Linked DNA regions of Homo sapiens: region 1 is linked to region 2. A link is a loop called in an ENCODE intact Hi-C map of the cell type or tissue named here. Cell type or tissue: tibial artery. All regions are shown on one strand. Links, peaks and the distances in the headings refer to the core of each region. The heading gives the core; the rest is flanking DNA.

Region 1 (11,287 bases), core at 2,869-7,868, 50 kb before region 2:
AATTACCTGTTGAATAGTTGTATGAATTAATGTTGAATGTCAGCTTCCCATTAGAATATAGGCTCCCTGAGGGCAAAAATTTTTGTTTTGCTCACGCATTATCTCCAGCATCCAGAACAGTTCCTAGTAAATATCAATTGAGTAAATGACTGAGTGAATAAATAGTTAAGCCATGACTCAAGATTACTGTTTTCACAGCAACTTTATTGACAGTAAAAATGTAAATTAACACTACAATTTATTAGATATTTTATTTTTCTATTCACTCAGTATTGCATTTAAAACTCTTCAAAATTATGTAGTCTCTAATAGGTAGTAAATTGGATTCTGACCTGGGAATTAGGAGTTATTTAATAATGTAATGATTGGCAAGTAGATTGGACAATGAGATATACCCTTTCTAAGCTAATTCATCCACTACTGTTTTCATTAAATTACGAACATAATTTTATGCCAATAATATTGATATTTTAGTGATATTTTAAATCATCATATCAGTTTTTGCAGATTGAATTTACATGTTTTGATGGAAGTTTGTGAACATGGTTTAAGATTCTCTGGGCTGTGACTGCTCATTTTTGTTTTACTGTAAAATTAGTTATATTAAAATATGACTTCTAAAGAGTCATATTTTATATTTCCCTAAAGAGCCTTATATTAATGGCCATAGCTGTCCTTACAAGTAGGGATGTCCATGTAATATGTATGTCATATTAAAATATTGACATGCATTCCCCTAAAGAGCCTTGTATAAATGGCTATCACTGCCTTTATAAGCAGTGAAGCCCAAGTGGCCAGTCCCATTATGAACCTTGTCCCATTACTTCTGTTTGGGGCTACCATTCCAAGCACCTTCCTCCTCTGCTTAGAACAGCTGATTGTGATCACGTAATGGGTTGTGACATCACTGATAATACTAATATATTATTACATAGCAATAAACTAATTATATATATAACATAATTTATACAATATATATAGTAATGAAAGAATTAAGGAAAAGAAAGGGAAAGAAGGAATGAAGAGAGGGAGTGAGTAATAGAATAGAAAAGAAAAAAAATTGTGGTGTTCCCAGTCAGTTGTCAGATATGTTTCAAGGAAGTTGTTAATAAAGTAGAGTACCAAAGTTTGCAGGTGAGGAGAGTTATTTGCAGTTTTTTGTTTAAAATAATTACATTTTTCTATTAAAGCAATTTTTCTGGTTAATATTGCTTGTAGTAAATTACTCCAACATGTAGGGGCTTAAAACAACCATTATCTTATATTCATGAATTTAGCAGGTGGGGAATTCAGACAGAGCACAGTGAGAATGGCATATCTCTGTTCCAAGATGTCTGGGACATTAGCTGGAAATTACTCAAAAACTGGTAGTTTGATTATTCTAGGCGTCTTCACTTTCAAGCCTGGTGGTTCATGCAAGTTGGTTGGCGAAGGCTGGGATCTGAACTCAGGTTTTTGAGCAGAGCACCTACACTGACCTACACCAGGTGGCCTGGGCTTCCCTTTCAGCATCAAAGCTTCAGAATAGTTGAATGTACATGTTGGCTCATGGCTTTAAAAGTTGGTGTCCCTGAGAACAAGCAGTGTTAATTATGCCACGTTTTGTTGTTTATATTTGAGTTCAAAGCCCCAGAGATTCAAGAGGTAGAGACATACACCACCTCTTAATGGAAGGAATGTTAAAGAATTTCCACCCCCCCACCCCCAGCTTTTTTGTAATCATGACATTAATACTAATACTAAATAGTATGAAAGGGCTTATGATAAAAAGGCAAAGCTCCTGCCCCAGTTCTCAGATACAGCTATTCCTATTCCCAGTACTCAGATACAGCTTCTTTTCACTGTCTGTTTTTGGTGCTTCTGTTTATGGTCTCCATAAATTTAGATAATATGCTGTTGCTCTAGTTCTTGATATTTAAACTTCAGTAATATCTATTGACTTTCTACTCTGAAAAATGAGGACTTACCTTGTTAATATTACTGTGTATTTCCTTCGCTTTCTGTGAGATAGGGATATTTTTATTTCATATAATAATTTTAAATAATATCCCTAAACTTCAATTTTTCATACTTTCACTTTGGGCAGTATCTCTTGATTCTCCATTTAGTAAGAGGAGAATATTTTATCCCCGTAACCTTTCTTCCACTTATGTTCTCCCTTTAACATCACAATTTCTATCAGCTACTTTGCTAAAATTGTTTATTTGCATTCTGTTCCGTACTGCAACAGAGGCTTCCCTGCTTTTCTAAAGGTTGACCCTTGCAAGTTGAACACTGGTAAACAGTGCTTACATTCTTCTGACTATATAGAGAGAGTTCAGTGCTAGGCCAAATATTCAGCCCTTATGTTTCCTTCTCTCCAGGTTCAACATTATAACCCTATGAAGCTGATGGAGTCCTTCTTTTGTAAAAACAGACATCTGGATTCTCTTTCCTTATTCTGCATCACTTGTTTAAAATATGCCCTATTTTCGTGTACTTTTTATTCAGGCCATGACTTTCTTGTATCATTTTGTTTTTCCTGGAGTTTCTAATTGCCTTTTTATTTTTTCTTGCCATGTTTGCCTTTATCACAATCTGTGTTCTCCAGAAATACTATGTGTCTACATATGGTGGGTTTCCCGCCACCATTTAATTTGCTGGGCATTCTGTGGAATCTTTCTAAGTGCAGATTTGCTTCGTTTTATTTTTTTTAATGGCTGCTTCTTCATCATTTGTTCTATTCTCTTTACAAGGTTCTTCTGTTAGTCAGATATTTGATCTTGCAGTTGGGATCTCTGTGTCTCTTCTTTTAATCTTTTTTCTAATTCATCTCTTTTCTCTGGTTTTTGCTTTGTATTCTAAAGAAACTTCTATATTATTTTCCAAATGTCTACTGAATTTACTCTCAGTAATTAATATTTTTAACTTCAAAACATCATTTTTTGTTCTCCACTTGTTGGTTTTTAAAGCATCCTCCTCTGGTTTTCTGTAATATTTCTTTGAATTACTGTGAATTTTTTTAAAGTCCTCCACATTATCTCTGTTTCTGTCAGTGTTTAGTTTTTTTGGTTAACTTTTTTGTTTTTCCTGTGGCTGAATTTTTTAAATGCCTGGTGATCTTTGAATATCCTTTGGCTTTTTTAAAGTCAAAACGAGCTAAAGGTATAATTTTTATACAGTAAAATACACCCATTTTAAGTGTGTGCTTTTTATGAGTTTCGACAAATTTATTCACCTACTAACCACCACCACAATCAATATCTAAAATACTCGCATTATCCCACAGGGCCCTTTGCAGTGAATCTCCTCCCTCTACCAGGACCCCTGCCAACCTAATCTTCTTTCTGTCATTATAGATTTGTCCTTTCTAGAGTTTCATATACACAGTATCAAAGAGTATTATGTTCTATTATATCTGGCTTTCATTGATAGTGTTTTTGAGATTCATTTATGTTGTTGACTGTTTGAGTAGTTCATTTTCCATTATATGGATTTACCACAATTTGTTTATTCATTCACCTGCTGATGATCATTTCTGTTGTTTCCAGTTTAGGGCTGTTATAAATAAGGCTGTTGTGAATATTTGTGTACAGGTCTTTGTATTGATATGACATATGCTTCATTTGTATGGTAAATACCTACAGGTAGATTGCTGACTGGTATGGCAATTGTGTATTTAATTTTTAAGAAATTGTCAAACTTCTCCAAACTGGTTGTTCCATTTCCAGTGCTAGTGTATAAAGGTTCCATTTGATTTGCACCCTCCTGAACACTTGGGACTGTCAATCTTTTTATTTTTAGTCATTCTATAGTGAGTGTGAACTAATAACACATTGTGATTTTAATTTGCATTTACTTGATGACTAATGTTGTTGAATATCTTTTCATTTGGCTATTGACCATTCTGATACCTTCTGTTGGGAAGTTTCTGTTCAAATTGACCGTTTTTTAAAATTGAGTTATCTTATTGTATTGTAAGAGTTCTTGAGCAGTCTTTTGTCAGCTACATGGATTACAAATATTTTCTTCAGGTCTTTGGCTTACCTTTTCATTTCCTTAATGCTTTATGTCAAACAGAATATTTTAATTTAACCTAAGTCCAATTCATCTTTTTTTTTCTTTGATAGCTTATGCTTTTTTGTATCCTATCTAATAAATATTTGTTTACCTCCAGGGCATATAGGATTTTTCCTATGTTTTCTTCTAGAATTTTATAGTTTTTGCTTTTATTTTAGATTTGTGATGCATTCAAGTCAAGTCTTTGTGTTTGGCTTGAGCTAAGAGTTCAGGTTCATTTTTCCTGTATGGATATCCAGCTATTTCCGCACCATTTATTGAAAATACTTTGCTTTCTTCATTTTGAATTACCTTGGCAGCTTTGCTAAACATTAGTTGAGCATATACATTTGGGCCTGTTTTTAGACTCTTTGTTCTTTTGCATTGATCTATATATCTATCCTTTTGCCAATGTCATACTTTGATTACTATAATGTATAGGTCTTAATCAGGTAGTATACATTTTCCAGCTTTGTTCTTGTTTTTCAAAATTGTTGTTGCTCTTCTTTTGTATTTTCATATAAATTTTAGAGTCAGCTTGTTAGTTAACACAAAAATTCTCCTATTGGGATAGCATTTAATCTCTATTAATTAGGGCGAAGGCATAGATATTGACACTGACTTCTGATCACGAACATGGTGTATCTCTTCATTTATTTAGGTCTTTAATTTCTCTCATCAGAGTTTTGTAGCTTTTAGTGTAATGCCCTTGCTTGCATTTTATTAAATTTATCTCTTTGCATTTAATGTTTTTGGATGTTATTGTAAAAGGCATTGTTTTTTCTTTTTAAGTGTTTGTCATTGAGAGCTATAGTCTTTTTTGTATAGTGACCTTGTGTCTTGTGATCTGAAAAACTCCCTTATTAGTCTGGTAGCTTCTTTGTAAATTTTAGTTTTTTTACATACACAGACACATCATCTGAGAATAGACAGTTGTACTTTCCCCCCTATATATATATATGTCTTTTATTTCTTTTCCTTTCTTTTTTTGCCCTGGCTAGAACCTCTAGAAAAATGTCAAATAAAAGTGGTGAGAGCAGATGTTTTTGGCTTGTTCCCAATAATAAGGAGAAAACTATTCAGACTTTTGCCCTAAAGTATGATGTTAGCTGTAAGTTTTCCTAGGTGTCCTTTATCAGATTGATGAAGTTCCCTTATATTCCTAGTTTGCTTAGAGAGTTTTTCATGATTGGGTACTGAATTTTGTCAGTGTTTTTTCTGAAGAATTGAATTGATTATTTTTTTAAAAACTCTGTTATTGTGCTGTGAATTATACTGATTGAATTTTGAAAGTTAAACCAAGCTCACATTCCTGGGATAAACCCTACTTGGTCATGATGTAGCCTTTTTATATATTGCTAAAATTTTGTTAAGAATATTCATGAATGATATTGGCCTATAATTTTTTTTATAATAACTCTGATTTTTGTTCTGAGGTAATGCTGGCTTCATAAAACGAGTTGAGAAGTGTTTCTTCCTCTTCTATTTTCTGAAAGATTTTGTGTAGGATTGGCATTCTTTCTTTCTTAAACATTTAACAGAATTTACTAATGAAGTCATCTGGGCCTAGCATTTATTTTTGAGTAGGTTATTAACTACAAATTATATTTTCTTAATAGATATGAGACCTTATAGGTTAGATCACCTTTTATAATTTTGTATTTTTCAAGGGATTTGTCTATCCTAGGGTTTTTTTGGGGGGGTGGTAGTTTATTGGTATAGATTCTTTAACTCCTTATCTTTTTTAATGTCTGTAGAATATGTAGTGATGTCCACTCTTTTATTCCTGATATTGGTAATTTGCATTTTCCTCTTTTTATCTTGACATACAGATAGAGTTTTGTCAGTTTTATTGATGATAATCCAGTTTTTTGTTTCATTAATTTTCACTTCTGTTTGTCTGTGGTCTCTTGATACTTATTTTGTTTTTATCTTCTTTTCCTACTTACATTGGGTTTAATTTGTTCTTAGTTTTAGCTTCTTAAAATAGAAGCTTGGATCTTCAAATATATGCATCTTCCCACAAATTTGAATATGTTGTGGCTTAATTTTCATTCAATTTGGGTTATTTTAAGCCATTTTTAGTTATATATTCTTTAATCCATGGATTCTTAAATTTCCAAACATGTAAGGGATTTTTCTAATTTCTTTCTGTCTAATTCTGTTGTGATCAGAGAACAATTCTGTATGATTCTAATACTTTTTAAAGATAGTAACACTTGCTTTGGTCCAACATATAGCTTATCTTGGTACTTGTTCCATTTGATTTTTTATTTATATATTTCCAATTTTCTCCTCACTGTGTCCATGTTTTCCTTTAAGGCCTTGGGCATTTTTGTAGTGTTTATAATAGTTTATTTAATTTCTTTGTCTGCTATTCCATAAGTTCTGTCATTTCTGAGTCTATTTCTATTGACTGATTTTTCTCCTGCTTATGGGTCATGTTCTGTATGGCTGCATGTCTAATAATGTGTTATTGGATGCCAAACATTGTGACTATGACATTGTCAACTGCTGGATTTTGTTCTACTCCTTTAAAGAGAATTGGATTTTGTTCTGGCAGGCAGTAAAGTTATGTGTGGTTCAGTTTTATACTTCCAAGGCTTATTTTTAGTTTGTCTCTTTTGTTGTTGGGGAGAGGATCTAGTGTATGTAGGCTTTGCTTCCAGGCTAGTTTAGCCCTACTAAGACATTACTCTTTTGTAGTCTCTCTTCTTTGGCTGGTAAGGAGTTTGAAACATTTTCTGCCCTCTGTGAGCTCTGGAATCATTCATCTTACAACTCCTTGGTGATCTTTTCTCAGAAGCTGACCTTTCTTGACTTCATGCAGTTCCACATGTGTAGCTTAATATTCAGCCAGGGACTCAATAGACCCCATGTAGATTTCTGGAGCTCTTCTTCAGTATTGTGTCTTCCAAATTTTAGCCACTTTGGCCTCCTTGTCTTCTCAACTCTGATCTCTGCCTACCCAGCTGGGCAAGACTACAGAATTTACAGAACTCTGAGGTTCCTCCTTCCTGTACCTGTGGTCTGGAAATTGCCTCCAAACAGAAAGCTAGGGCAATCTAGGGCTCACCTCATTTGCTTCCCCTCTCTCAGGGATCACAGTCCTCTACTACCTATAGTCCAATATCTGAAAGCAGTTGTTTCATATGTTTATCTAGTTTCTAGTTGTTTCTGGCAGGTAAGAAGTCTGGACCTTCTTGCTCCCTTACTGCCTTGTATGTCCATTAGTTTTTATAAAGACTGGTTAGCTAGTAAGACTATTAAATAGGATCTTTTCCTCCCTGCTGGCTCTCATTTCTGAGTAAAATTTTTGGGAGACTTGTTTGGCATAGGAATCTTGGGATGGGAGTATGCTTCACAGGCTTTACTTTTGGGTGGCTGGAAAAATGGCTGTCAGGATGTGGAAAAACTCTCAAATGTCACAATAAGAAATGGTTTACTCCAAGATCTTAGGTACAGGGATGGCAATAGGAATGCTAACTGGTGCAGTTACCCTATATACAGACATTTAGTTGACTCCCCTGAATGTGGGAAGAAAATGGCTGCCCTTCTTCCTCCCTTTTTCCATTGCACCTGTTGACTCGTAGTCCAGCTTCTGCTTCCTCCACGGTGCCCTCATGGCTTGTTCTAGGGCAGTGGCCTCCCTTCTAGTAAAAATATTTGAGCATGTCACTGATATTCACTGAATTATAAAAATTATGTACATATACAGATATATTATTATATATTTAATAAAAATAATGATTTTGAAATGAAGGGGTACAAAATACCTAAAAATAGAAGATATTTTCTTAATACATCTCCTGATTATATGTTCTTCACTTTGGAGACTACTATCTCTTTGGTGACTTCTTCCATCACCTTATTTCTGTTTATTTTCAGTCACCCAGCAAATTTACTAAATTCTCTCCTTTTTGTGTATGTGGGACGCCCTTTTGTAATTATGGGTTTATTTCTTTTACTGAGAAAGAATGGAGGCAAATATTTGTGATAGGTCCACCATTTTGAACTGGAAGTCTGATTACACTTCTTAAAATAAATTTTTGAATAATCAAAATGTCTTTTTTTTTTTTTTTTTTTTGCAATTCAGTTTGCTTTCCTGGTTGGGAGCAGAAGGGCTGCAGCCCAAGAATTGCTTATTACCTGCGGGAAGTTTTTGTTATGCAGCAGTTCTTAAATTTGGGTAATGTCAAAGGGCATGTGAACCAAGGAAGTTGTCTGCTAATTTCACCAGAAGCAAAAAAGTTTAAGAACAGCTGCTCTGGAGAAATATTGGGATCACATGAGATATACTTTTCCCCTATTTATTCCACATTCCTTAATTTAGAGGACAGTATAACCATCTGGAGAGGATCCATAATTGAAGAAAGAACATTGTTTCATTCTTCTGTTGCTGATTGCACCTGGCTATATAAATTCATTGTCATCTTCTAGGTTTTCATACTGTTGATATACCATCCCTGAAACCAACAGCTGATATAAATTGTAACATAGAAAAGCTAATTTGACATCATATTGGGAATGTTAGCCAATTGATTTTTCTTAAGGGAAACAAACTGAAAAAATAAGCCCACTATGAATTAATTCTTTGCAGGAAATTCCCATGTCTGATTATTTAAAAGAATAAATTCTGCATGCAAATGAATCATTACAAGCTTAATTGAAGCTTGCGGGATACTCAAGTTTACTCACTGTGGTGTGTTTTTGATGGAGACAGGAAGTGAAAAAGCAAGGTCTATGAGACTTTTTTTTCCTATGAAGTCTCAGCCAGTCTTTTAATGTTTCTCATTGAGAAACTTTGGTTGGGAGGGTAAATGACTCAAGGTATCTATTGCTGCTTAGCCGTTTTTAAGGGGGCATTTCCCCCCATGTTCCTCCCCTCCCCAAAATAGCTAATTATGTACTGGAAGTTTCAATACATTGTTCACAGTTTGTGAAGTCAGCATATTTCTGGAAGCTCACTGTGAATGTAATTCTTAACTGTACAAATGCTTTTGTTTCTCCATCTCTGCAGCTAGCTCTGTACTGTAAGGACACAATTCTATCGCTATTTTTTCCCTCACATTTGATGTGGTAGTTTGCATACAGCTGCAGAGTAGACAGTTACCTTTGAAAGGAACATTTGGCTGCTCTAATTTGATTAAAGAAAACCACCTCAATCATTTCTAGACTGAGAACGTTTTCATTTTAACTTGGCAGTAGGAGTTGGGAATGTACTCATTGCACTTAGATATGTGGGGGACCAGTTAGGGAACAAAACCAACTGCTTGAATGAAGAAAGCTTTGGTGCATTTTTTTTTTAAAAGCAAGCAGTATGATTCCCTTTCTGTTTCCCTCTCAAATTCTCTACAACCTTGATTTTCACCTCCATCTTCTTTTCACGGTTATTTACTTTGTAATTCCAGTAAACGAATTCTGGCAGGAATAGACTGCTACCCTAAAGTGATTTGTGATTTAAAGGACTTCAGGGTCCTTAAAAATTATCCCATTTTACATAGAAATAAAATCCCAAATCATGAATTACTATGAATTGCATATATTTTCTTGGCCACTGTTGAGAAAGGCAAAAAAAGTTGTTAGATCATGGGTGTACAGACCAAGGCTGGGAATTTAGTTGTAACTTACTTAGAAGAAAATTGCTCCTTGTCAGAAGGCTGCAGTCAACTCACATATATGCCCTTTGTTTCTGACATAGAAGAGGGTCTGATCACCAAATTAGTATGACAATTAAAAATAAATTCTGGTGATTGTGAATTGGCATCAACTTTATATATGTTTTTAGAAATGATTGAGCAGTGGTTAATGTCTGTACGGTAAACCATGAACAAACTTTTGAACCACAGCTCAGTAATTCAATATATGATATCCTTGTGAAAGGTACTGTGCTGTCATCTTAAAAAGTTTGAGTGTGGGCCAGGCACAGTGGCTCATGTGTGTAATCCCAGCACCTTGGGAGGCTGAGGTGGGAGGATTGCTTGAGGCCAGGAATTTGAGACCAGCCTGGGCAACGTAGTGAGACCTCATTTCTACAAAAAATATTTCCTAAAATTTAGCCAGGTATAGTGGCACTCACCTCTGGTCCCGGCTACTCTGGAGGCTGAGGTGGGAAGATCAAGGCTTGAGCCTAGGAGTTTGAGGCTGCAGTGAGCCATGATCACACCACTTGACCCCAACCTGGGAGACAGAGCAAGACCCTGTCTCAAAAAAAAAAAAAATTGAATGAGAAAATTTAAATTAAAAGTCTGAAGCTACACATGGGCCTCAGAAATAACAAACACTATTACTTATTGATTATTGGATATTATTGATTACCTAAGAGAGGAGGTCAAATGTGGGTTCACATTCCAGTTCTGCCACATGACTATGTGTCTTAACCCCATTATGCTTCCTACCTCTAAGCTTCAATGTCTTCATTTGTAAAATTAGGACACATATTAAGTGATGTCTCTGAAGTTAGGTACCTTTTAAGTGTTTTGTTTTGTTTTGTTTTGTTTTTTTGAGTTGGAGTCTCACTCTGTTGCTCAGGCCAGAGTGCAATGGCACCATCTTGGCTGATTGCAATCTCCACCTCCCAAGTTCAAGCGATTCTCCTGCCTCAGCCTCCTGAGTAGCTGGGATTACAGGCACATAGCTAATTTTTGTATTTTTAGTAGAGACAGGGTTTCACAGTGTTGGTCAGGCTGATCTCGAACTCCTGACCTCATGATCCTCCAGCCTTAGCCTCCCAAAGTGCTGGGATTACAGACATGAGCTGCTGCGCCTCGCCCTTTTAAGTGTTTGATACTTGTCAAGTACTTAGTTGCCTTACTTATTCCTCTCCTTCAGAATATTTTGTAGGGGGGTGGTTTTGTTAATAGGATTGGTGGCAGAACTTGACAAAATCTTCAAATTCTAATATTATGTGCATCTCTCATTCTCTTGGACAAAATGATTAAGTCCATTAGGAATCTCTCAAGTCTGCCTACTTTTTCTCTGGTTAAGTGTGACATTATATCAGGTAGTAGTTGCAAGGGCAAGGCATAGGTACTACGGACATAGGAGCTGTTCAACAAATGGTTGCTATTAGATGGAGTTACACTGTCATCTTGAATGCCACCTTCTGCCATCTTCAAGTGCTATAATTATTTCCACATTTAATCTCAAGACTGTTCACTCGAAGCCACCCCAGTTTGTTCTTCCTTCTGAGAGTCAAAGGCCAAGAAAGAATCTTTTCATTTTGTTTTTACACACGGTAAGGAGGGCG
Region 2 (11,287 bases), core at 3,823-8,822:
TATCCTTAGAGGTCAGTAAACTAGATGCAGTATATTGACTGGAAGTTCTTCCTACCTTTAAGTCTAATGGAAAATGCTGCTGATAAAGTTTTGTTGTTATTTGCATTCTGCTTAACTGAACTTCCCCGTAGATCTTTTAGATTTATACACATCATGTGCGGGTCTTCATGAAAACCTTTTTGTCTGTGTGAATTAGGTAGCTTAAACAGACTCCTGCCTTATCATTCGTTGTTTAGAAATGAGTTATAGAATTCACCATCATTCTAGATAGAAGTTAATAGCTAAAAATAGTTTATCTTCTCAACAGACTAAGAAATGTCTTTAGTGATAGCTAAATGACGTTCTCAGATACTGACTGATACATTTAGAATTTGACATACTGAATGATTTATTCCTTTTGTTTTAGATTAATATTGTATTTTTTCCCATCTGGCTCTCATTAAAGAATCTGGTGCTTAACAATAGTCCCATTTCTTCCTGAGCAGTTTCAAGGACATTAAGGCCCTCCAAATGTAGGTATGCCTGATAGTTACCTGTTCTTGGCCATCTTCTGTCTGTGCACCCCTCTTTCCTCTGGCATTCTATTCCACCCCTGAAGCTTTAGTTCTCTCCTTTATGAGTTTGTCAGAAACCCTGTGTTCAGCATGCAGAGCAGGGCATAGTCCTTTTTCTTATACAGTTTTCTAGGCAAATTGGACTGCTCATCATTCTCTTGGTATGATCTGTGATTTTCCACCTTGGTGGCCTTCCTTCTCATGCCATTTCTTTTGCTCCTTCTCACCAGGCTATCTACCTAAATTTTTCAAGTGCCGTCTCAAAAGCCATTTGATCAACTCTTATAGCTAGATGTAATCTCACATGCCTTATAACACTTGTTCTGCATATCTCTACCTCTTTATCTTGTTTTCTGCCTTTAATTGGGATTTTTTAATGTACATATCTCATGTATTCAGTCATCCTCATGTCCTGACAGTGTCTTACACAATGATTTATACACATAGGTACAAAGTAAATAAGACACATTGTCAAGCTTTCTTTAGATGTAAGTATTTTCAAAATTATTTTTAAAATGACTTTCAAAGGCTTTAAACATAGACTATCAAAAAATCATTGACATTTTCTGATACATTTCTAAGTTCAAAGTTATTTGGGGAGTATCTTTTTTTTAAAAAAACAGACAGATGAGGCAACCATATATTTTATATCTTACATTACCACCTACATAGATCTTTTGAGCATTATATTAAATTATCCTAGTATATTGGAGGCTACTGAGTGGAATCATTTGCAAAGGCATCTGTGCAGTTAAAATGTTGATAAGCCAGAGTGGTTTACTAGACTCAGGTTTGATCAGGCAGGAGTAGAAATGAATTGGAATGGGGGGAATCTCAAGGGTGAGGGTGGAGGGGCAAGCAGGATAGGAAAAGGAACAGGCAGAAGGGTGGTCACCAAAGTAAGAAAGGGGAGGAGAAGACAGGGGGCAGTGGCTGAGCCAGGATGGAGCTGGAGGCTTGCTAGAAGGGGGTGATTGTTGCCAGAAGCTCTTGAACAAGGTGACATTAAAAGTTAATTTTTTTTTTTTTTTGAGCTTTTTGTCTATCTCCAGGAAAGGGAATGTCACTTCATTCCGTGTTGAACAGGGATTGTCCTGGAGGCTGTTAAATTTCTTCAGCCATTAGGATCAGCACCCCTTGATCCAAATTGTCAGATACGAGGTGGAGTTGGGGGCAAGGGGCTCTAGTTATTGAAGGTTTGTGGCTAATGTTGTATTGATGTTTTCATAGTAAAATAAACCATAGTCAAATGAAATATTTCAGGCAGTTAACTTACATGTTAGTGGTTAATCAAACATTTTTTGCTAACTTAAAAGCTAATTAGAAGACTCTTTTATCTTCATTCTTAATTTAAAAAAAAAATTCTGAACTATACTAACCTACTTTCCTTCCTTATTAAATATAAGGTTTTTTAAAAAATAATTTGAGTGTTTGTGATGCTTTAAGGTCATTGTTGAAAACTTGAATAATCATTTAAAAGCATAATAAAACCATCAAATGGATAGTTTTAGGCTGAATATATAACTGATACAAAATTATTTTTAATCAACACTCGTATCTTTTGTTTCTGTGATTGACTTGTTTTTAAGAATTGGAATGCAGAATAAACAGCTGCTAAGTAGGAGAATCTGAATTCTGGTTAATTGAAATTTTAAAGCACACAGCCAGAGAACAGAAATATTTTGTTGTTATATAGGCTCATTTATGGGAAGCCTTAATAACTAGATCAAGCAAATATTGTTATTCTGAACAACCTATTGGGAACACAGAAATTGATTCTTTATATAGAATGCTCTGTTGGAATAAGAGCTTCTCTGACTATACTCGTACAGATATTTATTGAATATTCACTCTGTGCAGGGAGGGTTCTGTGCTAGGCAGTTCAGGGACACAAAATTGAATTAGGCATGAGAAAGAGAGGACCTGCTCTGAAGGACCTTTAGAGTATAAGAGAAGAGATAAAATGCAAACACAAGCCTGTGGTACACATTCTGTATGGTTATTTAAGTAGTTTAGGGGTATTTTCAAGTCAAGAACAGACTACTTATGTATAAGTAAGCACAGTCTATATTGTGCCAAACTATTTTTTAAAATACTTAAATTTAAATTACTTTTCAAAGGATCCAAATCATAGGTATTAATATTGACATTGTCTTGCATAGATTAAAACGTATCATGTTGTTAAATAATTATACATATCTAAGATATTTTTATTTTTTTTTGAGACGGAGTCACGTGTCTAAGATATTTTATTTTTATTTATTTTTTTTTTTTTGAGACGGAGTCACATATCTAAGATACTTTATTTTTATTTATTTATTTTATTTATTTTTTTTTTTTGAGACGGAGTCACCAGGCTGGAGTGCAGTGGCGCGATCTCAACTCACTGCAACCTCCACCTCCCAGGTTCAAGCGATTCTCCTGCCTCAGCCTCCTGAGTAGCTGGGATTACAGGCACGGGCCACCACGCATGGCTAATTTTGTATTTTTAGTAGAGACTGGGTTTCACCATGTTAGTCAGGCTGGTCTCGAACTACTGACCTCGAGATCCGCCCACCTCTTGGCCTCCCAAAGTGCTGGGATTACAGGCATGAGCTACCATGCCTGGCCAGATATTTTAACATGAAATATATATAAAATAGAAAATCAAAACAAGACCTCATCTAAGATCATTTAAGCTCAGGGGATTTTCCTCTACCCACTTTCCTCTACCCAGTGTTGTGTTTTCTGTGGCACTGTTTACCAGTTAACAGGCCACTGAAACTCAGGATATTCTAATGCACATTCAGGACATAAATTGCATTAGTTGGGCAGTACTTGGATAAAACTAGGATGCTCCATGGTGTCTTACTAGATATCATAGGGGTAACATCATTTTGCTTATCATTTCATCAACACGTTTGTTAGAAAAGAGCCCATGATGATCTTACTTTTCTAGCTTACTTATATCACCTAACAGTTTTTGAAGTGCACTTAAGTGCCATTTGTTTTCGAAAAATAAAAAAGACATTAAACCACACCATAAGCCATAAGTACTAATAAAGGTTGATAGTTGGGTAAACTTATTGGGGAAACTCTAATTATTGCACGGTGCTCATGTGGGACTTTAATAAAGTACATTAAGAGTATAGGCCTGAACTGAAAATTTTCATTGAGAAGTTCATGAGAATAAAATAAAATCATAGGTGATTCTTTCCAACATCATTAAATATACCTTATTCTAAAAAAAAAAAAAAAAAAAAAAAGCATACATAGAAATCACATTCATACTTCATCTTGGGGTTTTCATCACATTATTTAACCTCTTTTCTTGATGTCCTTTAGGTGCATCCATTCTTGGTTGACAATGACATTTGCATAAAGCAGCCTGTTGGCTGCTGTCCTGTGAAGTCAACAGATATTCTAATTTTCCCTCATAGACTTATTGTTGACATATCTGGCTTTCCTCTTTCTAATTCAGGATATTATCTTTGGGTCTGTTTACTTGTGGAGGAGTTCAGTGCCATCTTTATTAAATTTTTATTGGCTCATTTGAGATTTAATATTGCCTTCCTGGGTTTCCATGCTGAGATTTATGAGGCAATAATTGACACCTTAATGATTGTGTTATTTTTTCTTTTAGAGTACGTGATAAATTCAGAGTATCTATGCTTATATAGCACCTTCCATTTATGGAGCTTTATGAGAAAAAAAAACAGCTCTCAGATTTTTATTTTTCTCTTTCATGCTTTCATCTGCCATCCTATGAGAGAGGGTCAGAAAGAACTGTAAAGAAATTTGCTCACCATTTTTCTTAGTAATTTGTAACTGCCACCCAGAATAAGAACTGTACACTGCAAGATACAGATGGAGAGAGACTCTTATGTAAAATATTCTCCTGTACAGGCTTTTCCAAATGTAATGCCCTCTTTTACTAAATCATTCATTTGGTATTTAGTCTTGTCTGTATAATACATTAATCTTTCCTAGGATATGACCTGGCTTCTCAACTATTTTATAAACTCTTTGAAAACCTAAAATTATTCTGTGGACATTCTGTGCATGAAACATGTTTGATAAAAAAAAATGTTTGATGCAATTGTCAATATAGTTTCACAAGTTTGAGGCACTGAAAGGTCACACAAAAGAACAGCAGCCTCTAAAATAGGACAGGGTTCTTTGAGCTCAAGACCATATGGCCTCTTTTGATGATTCAATCTTGGAATAAAATTTTTTTTATTTATGTATCTTTATGATAAATGAATTCTATAGAGCTTGAGAGGGCCAGAAAAGCTCCAGGTTCATGTCTGTGTGGGTCGTTTTCTCTGTGAATTAGATTTCATTTTATCTTCAATTGAATGTTTCTTAGAGTTTTCTATTGGTTGTAATATTTTTAGTAAGAGATAAAACACACTATTAGGTTTATTTTACAAAACCCAGACTTCAGAAACTGACACACACTGTTAATAGCACCTGTTTTTTGCCTCTGGGAAATGTCTGTTTTCATGAATAATATCTGCTTGCAGTAAACAGTGGCTCTGATGTCAGTATGGGATGCCCAGGGCTGATTCATCTTTCTCAGTTTGACATAATGCAAAGTGACTGACTGGTCCCTGTACTGCAGATGAGGAAAGCCTCTCAGATCTTCTTCTCTTCTCACTCCTAAAGGAATCAAGCCATGGCCCCTCTCAGCTCCTGGTGGTCTCCATTTTGCCTGAATTACGAGCAGGTGATTTGTCTCATCTTTGCAGGACACAGAGCAAATTAACATGAAAATATCGCTTCCCAGAAAACAAGGCAGGCTTGAATGCCCTGTCGCTGCTGGTCATTAGCCATCTGCCACCGACACTCATACTCTGTTTATCACATTTGAAATTCAGAGCAGATGTTGCATAATAAGGTGATCCCAAAAACAAGGCAAGAAATTCAAAGAACAAATACTCTACCATAATGATAAAGATCTTGGAAGGAAATTTTTTTCAATCTAATATCATAGCTGCACTAATTGAATAGACCATGTTTTTAAAAACACACACACATCTCTCCTGGTATTTGATGCAAACTACTTTTCATAGTAACAGGAAATAATTTTAAAAAGAAAGTACATTTGTGAAAGACACCTGAGAGGACTGTTCAATAAAGTCTCTTTAAAGAAGCAAAGTCGAATGTTGGAATAACATAGTTCTGGTTTAAAAGACCTCATAGATCAGTGATGCCATCTTTTACTGTAAGATGGGCCTTAACCTACAGCAATTTGACTTAAAATAGTTCACTCCTCACAGTATAGTAGATCTTTCAAGGCTTTTAACTTGCGAACGTGGTTTCCCAGTTTATTTTCTTTTTGGCACTCAAGACCCTGTGTTTTCTATATCCTTTGTTTTCACTGTTTACCCCTCTACAAACTCCCACCACCGCTATCAGCCTCCCACCTTCAGCATCCCTTGTCTCTCCAGAACTCTGCCCCAGCTTACCCTGGCCTTAGGCTCTCTCCAACCTGAGTCCCAAGATTCTTTCATTTTTAGTTCTTCTGCCCTTCTCCATTAATGTAGCTTTTTACAGTATTGGTTATTATAATGTTTTACCTAGTTGATTTATGCACATTGTAGACCCTTATTATGCCTTATTCAAAGTATATCACTTATAGTATATTAACTATGGTGTTTAGAGACATTCTGTTTTTTTTAAAAAACAGGCATCCAAACTTTTACCAGGAATGTGACCTATATTCTGTGGAAGACGAGCTTTTAATATAGTCTTTTGACTCCAAAGAAATATTTTCTCCACAGAAACCACAACTTTACTGCCCCTCCCCACTCTGCACCCCTCTGCCCCCACACATACTGAGAGTTTTGAAATTTGGGGTTTTTTTTTAAAGACTATACTGCTAAGCAAAAATTAAGCAGCCAGCCTGAGAGTAGACAGGGGGATAAATCAAAGCAGTGCCAGCAGCTGACCACTGAGTGGAATAGGAGAGATGATTTGAAGGATGGAAGAATAGTGAGTCAATACTGAGTATATTCCAAATTCAGGGGGAAATGTAGAGTGAGTGAGCTCTAACAACTGTGGGAGTTTATACTACTAAAGTCAGAAGCCCAGATCTAAAGTGTAGAGAGAAATAAAATCTTCAGTGTAACCTTTCTAATTAGTAAGATTTCAGTGTAATCTTACTAATAATTTCCATTTGTTTCCCTCTGCTCCAATCAGGAACATACATATTGTGCTTTCAAGTATCTTTCATTCCAAGGGAAAACTCAGTAACTCAAGCAACTTCTTAAAGGAGAACATTTTTATGCAGTCTAGATTCTGAAGACTCTCAGAAATAAATCCTTTTGCAAATTCCTAACCCTTATAGTAGCTGAAAATATCAGAAGAGAAAGAGGACAGAATTATGCATGTGTATGTATCCTAACAAAAAATATAACAGCTATTTAGTAGGTTTTTTAAAATCTCCAATCCTATAAAAAGCTACATTAATGTAAAAGAGCAGCAGAACTAAAAATGAAAGAATCTTGGGACTTAGGTTGGAGACAGCCTAAAGCCAGGGACTAAAAGGAAGCTGGGGCAGAGCTATGCAGAGCCAAGGGAACCTTTGGTGGGGTACAGGGGGTTGATAGTGGTGGTAGGGGGATAGGAAATATGGGTTTAAGAAAAGCTAGTTTCTTTCTAAAGGTACTGTAAGACTGACTCACTAAATAAATAATGACTCACTAAATAGGCAAATGACACTTAGATTCAGCTAATAACAGATAAGTTAGAATCTCTTTAGAAAATGCTTCCTCACCCTAGGCATTGAATCTGTTTACAAAGTCCATTAAAACTTGCAGGTAGTATATACCCGTTTATATCACCATGGCAACAGATAGCAGAGTGCTCTTCTGCGTAGAAGGAAGGCTATTTCTCATCTAAATTTAGCCTGTGCTAAACTCCTTGGTTGCAGTCTCTTTTTTTGGCTCTTCTTCCTCTAAACATGGGAACATCCAAGGCTTCACTGTCAGCCTTCTTCTTTTCCTTGGCTACACTTTCTAATCAAGTGATGTCATTTAGTCCAGAATCTTCAAATACCTATTCTCCAGCCTGACGTCTCCCACATGCTCTTGGTACAGATAGTCAGCTAACCATGTAAAACATTGACCGAGAATCCTCTGCCAAACTCAAGCCTTCCCTATCTGCCAGTTGTTTGAGCCCCAAGTTTAGGCATAATTCTTGATTTTTTGCTTTCCTTCACAGTCTTCATCCAATCCATCAGTAAGTGCTTTTGGTGTTATCCCCAAAAGATATCCCCAATCTGACTACTTCTCAATATCTTCATTGCTATAGTTCTAGTTTAACCCATCAACCAGCTTCCTAACTCAACACACCACTTCTGCTCCTGCCCCTTTATGGACCATCCTCTGTATAACAACCAGAGGGACCTTATTAAAGCAGAAATAAAATTATCTAACTTCCCTACTGAAAACTTAGCTCCAGTGGTTTCTCATGACCTGTAGAATAAAATCAGAAGTCCTACATGATCTAGTGCTCCCCACCCCCTGCCTTTCTGATCTGCCTCCACTCTTCCTTGGGCCCACGGTTCTCCAGCCACAGTGGCCTTCTTTCTGTTCCTCCAGCTTGCTTCTAGCTCGGCATTTGTCCGTGCTGATTTTTCATCTGTTTGGAATGCTCCACACCCTCTAGCTCATGTCATGTCTTCATCATTCCTTCTCTGACCCTCTCAGCTACAACTCCACATCTAGTTATAGTTTATCACATTACACCACATTATCCTATTTTATCTTCTTCTTCATAGCACTTAGCTGAAATTATCTCATTTATTTTTTATGTTTGTTTTTTAATCTTTCCCAACTAGATGAGACTTTAAGTCAAGACTCTAGTCCATTGCACTAGCTCCAGGGCCAGCATACTGCCTGGAACATAGGGGATCCTCAGTAAACATGTGTTTGTAACTGTACTAGGTGTTTATCTTCTAATTAACTCAGAAATGTATGCATCAATACCACCATTGTACAAGCCAGGAAATGGTACTTTTTCAAGGATAAAATTTTTAAATATTTATATTACAGAAAAATAAGCTGAAGGTATGTTGTATCTTGGCACATTCACTTTGCACTTGCGCATTCAGTTCTCTGTGGTGGGCCGGGATTCTGGGATTATCTGTGTTGTAGCTAAGAATATAGCTTGGTTTAGAAATAGTCTAAAACCAATAACTGATCCTACCAAAACTATAAGATATATTCTCCTTAAAATAGTACTAATTCCAAAAATACTAACTGAATTCCAGAAATTGTTCTTCCCCGGGGTGGGACGCTTAAATATGTTTTATACCAAGGATGGAGAACTAAGCTCAGTGAAGAGACGGATGGATGTCATGAATTTTAGACCCTATTCTCGTATCTCAGGAGTATATATCTAAAAAATAATTTTGTAGTGATACATGTTTTTCATTTTAAAATTACTTTCCCTATATCCCAATTGTATGCTGTCTTCCCCATTCCCATCACGAGAACTAGAAGCTTCAAAGGAATAAGTTATTTTTTTAAATCTTTGAAGTACTATACTATATTTATTCATTTGGATTTTATCATTCTTACCCAGAAATTTCAGATGCCCATATATATTAAGTTGAAAAAAAGGACCATTCTACTAGAGCAATTGCCAACAATTTGCAATATTGTCATTACAAAATTTTAAATCAGTGAAAGGCATACAAAGTAGGTATCCATCAGTTATCTGAGATAGTATCTTATTCCTCATTCCTAAGCAAGGTGGAAAAAATTAAACAATCGTTTCATTGCAGTTAAGTAAGTAATTACTGGTTCTAGTAAGTAATTGTTGAATGAATATGTGGTTTCACAAAAAGTTGTATAATGAAGCCTTGCAAACCCCATAGTGCCAGTTATGAGAATCTGGTGTCTTCAGTATGTAGAATAATGTTGTAGTTACTGTCATTCTGTTCTTCCTCTTCCTCATCATCACCCTCTAGAAGCAAAATTGTCCTGAAAGATTGATTCTTACGGTAAATCAAGTGAGGAGGAGAGGTTGGCCTGAATATGGATTCATATATTTAATTAAGGACTTAGCATCTGGGCACTGTGACACTTGGAGTTTAGGGAGTAAAAGAGAATTCCTTGAATGTCAGAAATGACAAAGTGGGCTGGGCGCAGTGGTGCACACCTGTTATCCCAACACTCTAGGAGACCAAGGAGGACGCATCACTTGAGCCCAGGAATTCAACAATATGGCAAAACATGGAGAAACCCTGTCTTGACAAAAAATACAAAAATTAGCCAGGTGTTGTGGTGCATACCTATAGTCCCAGCTGCTCAGGAGACTGAGGTGGGAGGATTGCTTGGGCCTGGGAGATTCAGGTTGCAGCGAACCATGATCACACCCCTGCACAGCAGCCTGGGTGACAGAGCACAAGACCTTGCCTCAAAAAAAAAAAAAAAGACAAATAAACCTTGGCTACTACCATGTAATGGTTAGATTAATTAGGATGCCTGGAAAATGGACTAAACCCAACAGGTTTTTTTTTTAAACCCAACAGATTTTGCAAAAATGAGTAACTATCTAATAAAGGGTTGATAAAGGCTTTGTAAACACTATGCTTTGTTTCTCCAAGTGTGGTCAGTGAATCAACCACCTGGGGTGCTCACTTAAAATGACAATCCTGCCCTAACTGATTCCTCATTGTCAAACATAGTCTCAGGAGGGAGTTTCTAATAAGTACCCTCTGGTGACACCAGACACTGCAGCTTAAGACATACTCCCAACCCCCGCAGTATGTCATATGACACAAGTGGGAAATGGAAAACATCTCCCTTACATTCTGAGATGACTCAGACATCTGGAATATTTGCTTGCCTGTGCATTGGTAACCCCAGCCAATCAGTAGGTTTAGGCAATCTAAGCCCAGGTGAAGTCAGGTGTGGTGCTTTACTAACGTCATTGATATGTAGGAAATTTGTTTAAAGGCACTGAAGTTTTATTCCTTAAAATGTTCTATTGAAAAATACTTACTCATTAATAGGAGATATAAATTAAAGAGATGCTTAGGAATAGGAGAATTCCAACTAAAAATTTTTAAGCCACACAAAAATCTTTCCTTTAAAAAAGTGTTCATCACTCATTCATGATTTGACCTTTGAAAGTTGCTATTTGTTTCATATACACTAATGATTTAACAGTTCTCTAGGGTCTTAAATTAGTAAACCATTACCAGACTTGCAAGTGTAATGGGTCAGAATTCCTACTCCTGTTTTATTGGTAAGGAACCAAAACTATATTAAATTTAAATATATCATAGTCATAGGTTTTTAGTGCTGACACCAATGTGGCTAAACCTAGTACTCTGAGGCTCATATATTGAAAGCCATGAGTACTCAGAATCTAATTTTCTTCTAATTGTCATTCTAGGCCTTTAGCAAATTTAAGCTAGCAGTTTTGCTGATTTTTATATTACCAGTGTTCACTGTTGTCACTGGCCATACTTGTTAATTTTTTATTTCTTGGCCAAAACCAAAGAAAATATTTATCATTCTACTGTAGTATAGTCATACCACTTTTAGATTAGAATGTTAAACCAAATGTAGCAAAGATTGGGGACTGCAAGGCATAAAATAATGTTTAGGAACTGCAACATTAAAAGATAAGTTTACTATTAAGCAATCAGATTTAGATCAATCTGGAAATAGCTATCCTCAATTTAAGATGTTCTAGGCCGGGCGCGGTGGCTCACGCCTGTAATCCCAGCACTT

What was found. A loop is a pair of places that touch in the nucleus more often than their neighbours do. Peaks named below come from ENCODE experiments on the same cell type or tissue, not always from the same donor. Only the 100,000 strongest peaks of a DNase experiment are listed, where the experiment ranks them.
Region 1: a loop joins it to region 2, with 4 times the contacts of the local background. A loop is called at or near these places in 6 of 110 quality-filtered maps.

Annotation. Positions count from the first base shown.
Region 1 is chr7:92,811,394-92,822,680 of GRCh38, reverse strand. All of the region lies in intron 2 of CDK6 (cyclin dependent kinase 6), which reads left to right. Among named protein-coding and RNA genes, the nearest start is that of CDK6-AS1, 19 kb to the left of the region's middle. In tibial artery, for the core only: no CTCF peak of the experiment used is centred there; no DNase peak of the experiment used is centred there.
Region 2 is chr7:92,762,832-92,774,118 of GRCh38, reverse strand. All of the region lies in intron 3 of CDK6 (cyclin dependent kinase 6), which reads left to right. Among named protein-coding and RNA genes, the nearest start is that of CDK6-AS1, 68 kb to the left of the region's middle. RefSeq lists enhancers at 5,039-5,578, 9,380-10,007. In tibial artery, for the core only: no CTCF peak of the experiment used is centred there; no DNase peak of the experiment used is centred there; H3K27ac peaks cover 3,052 bases.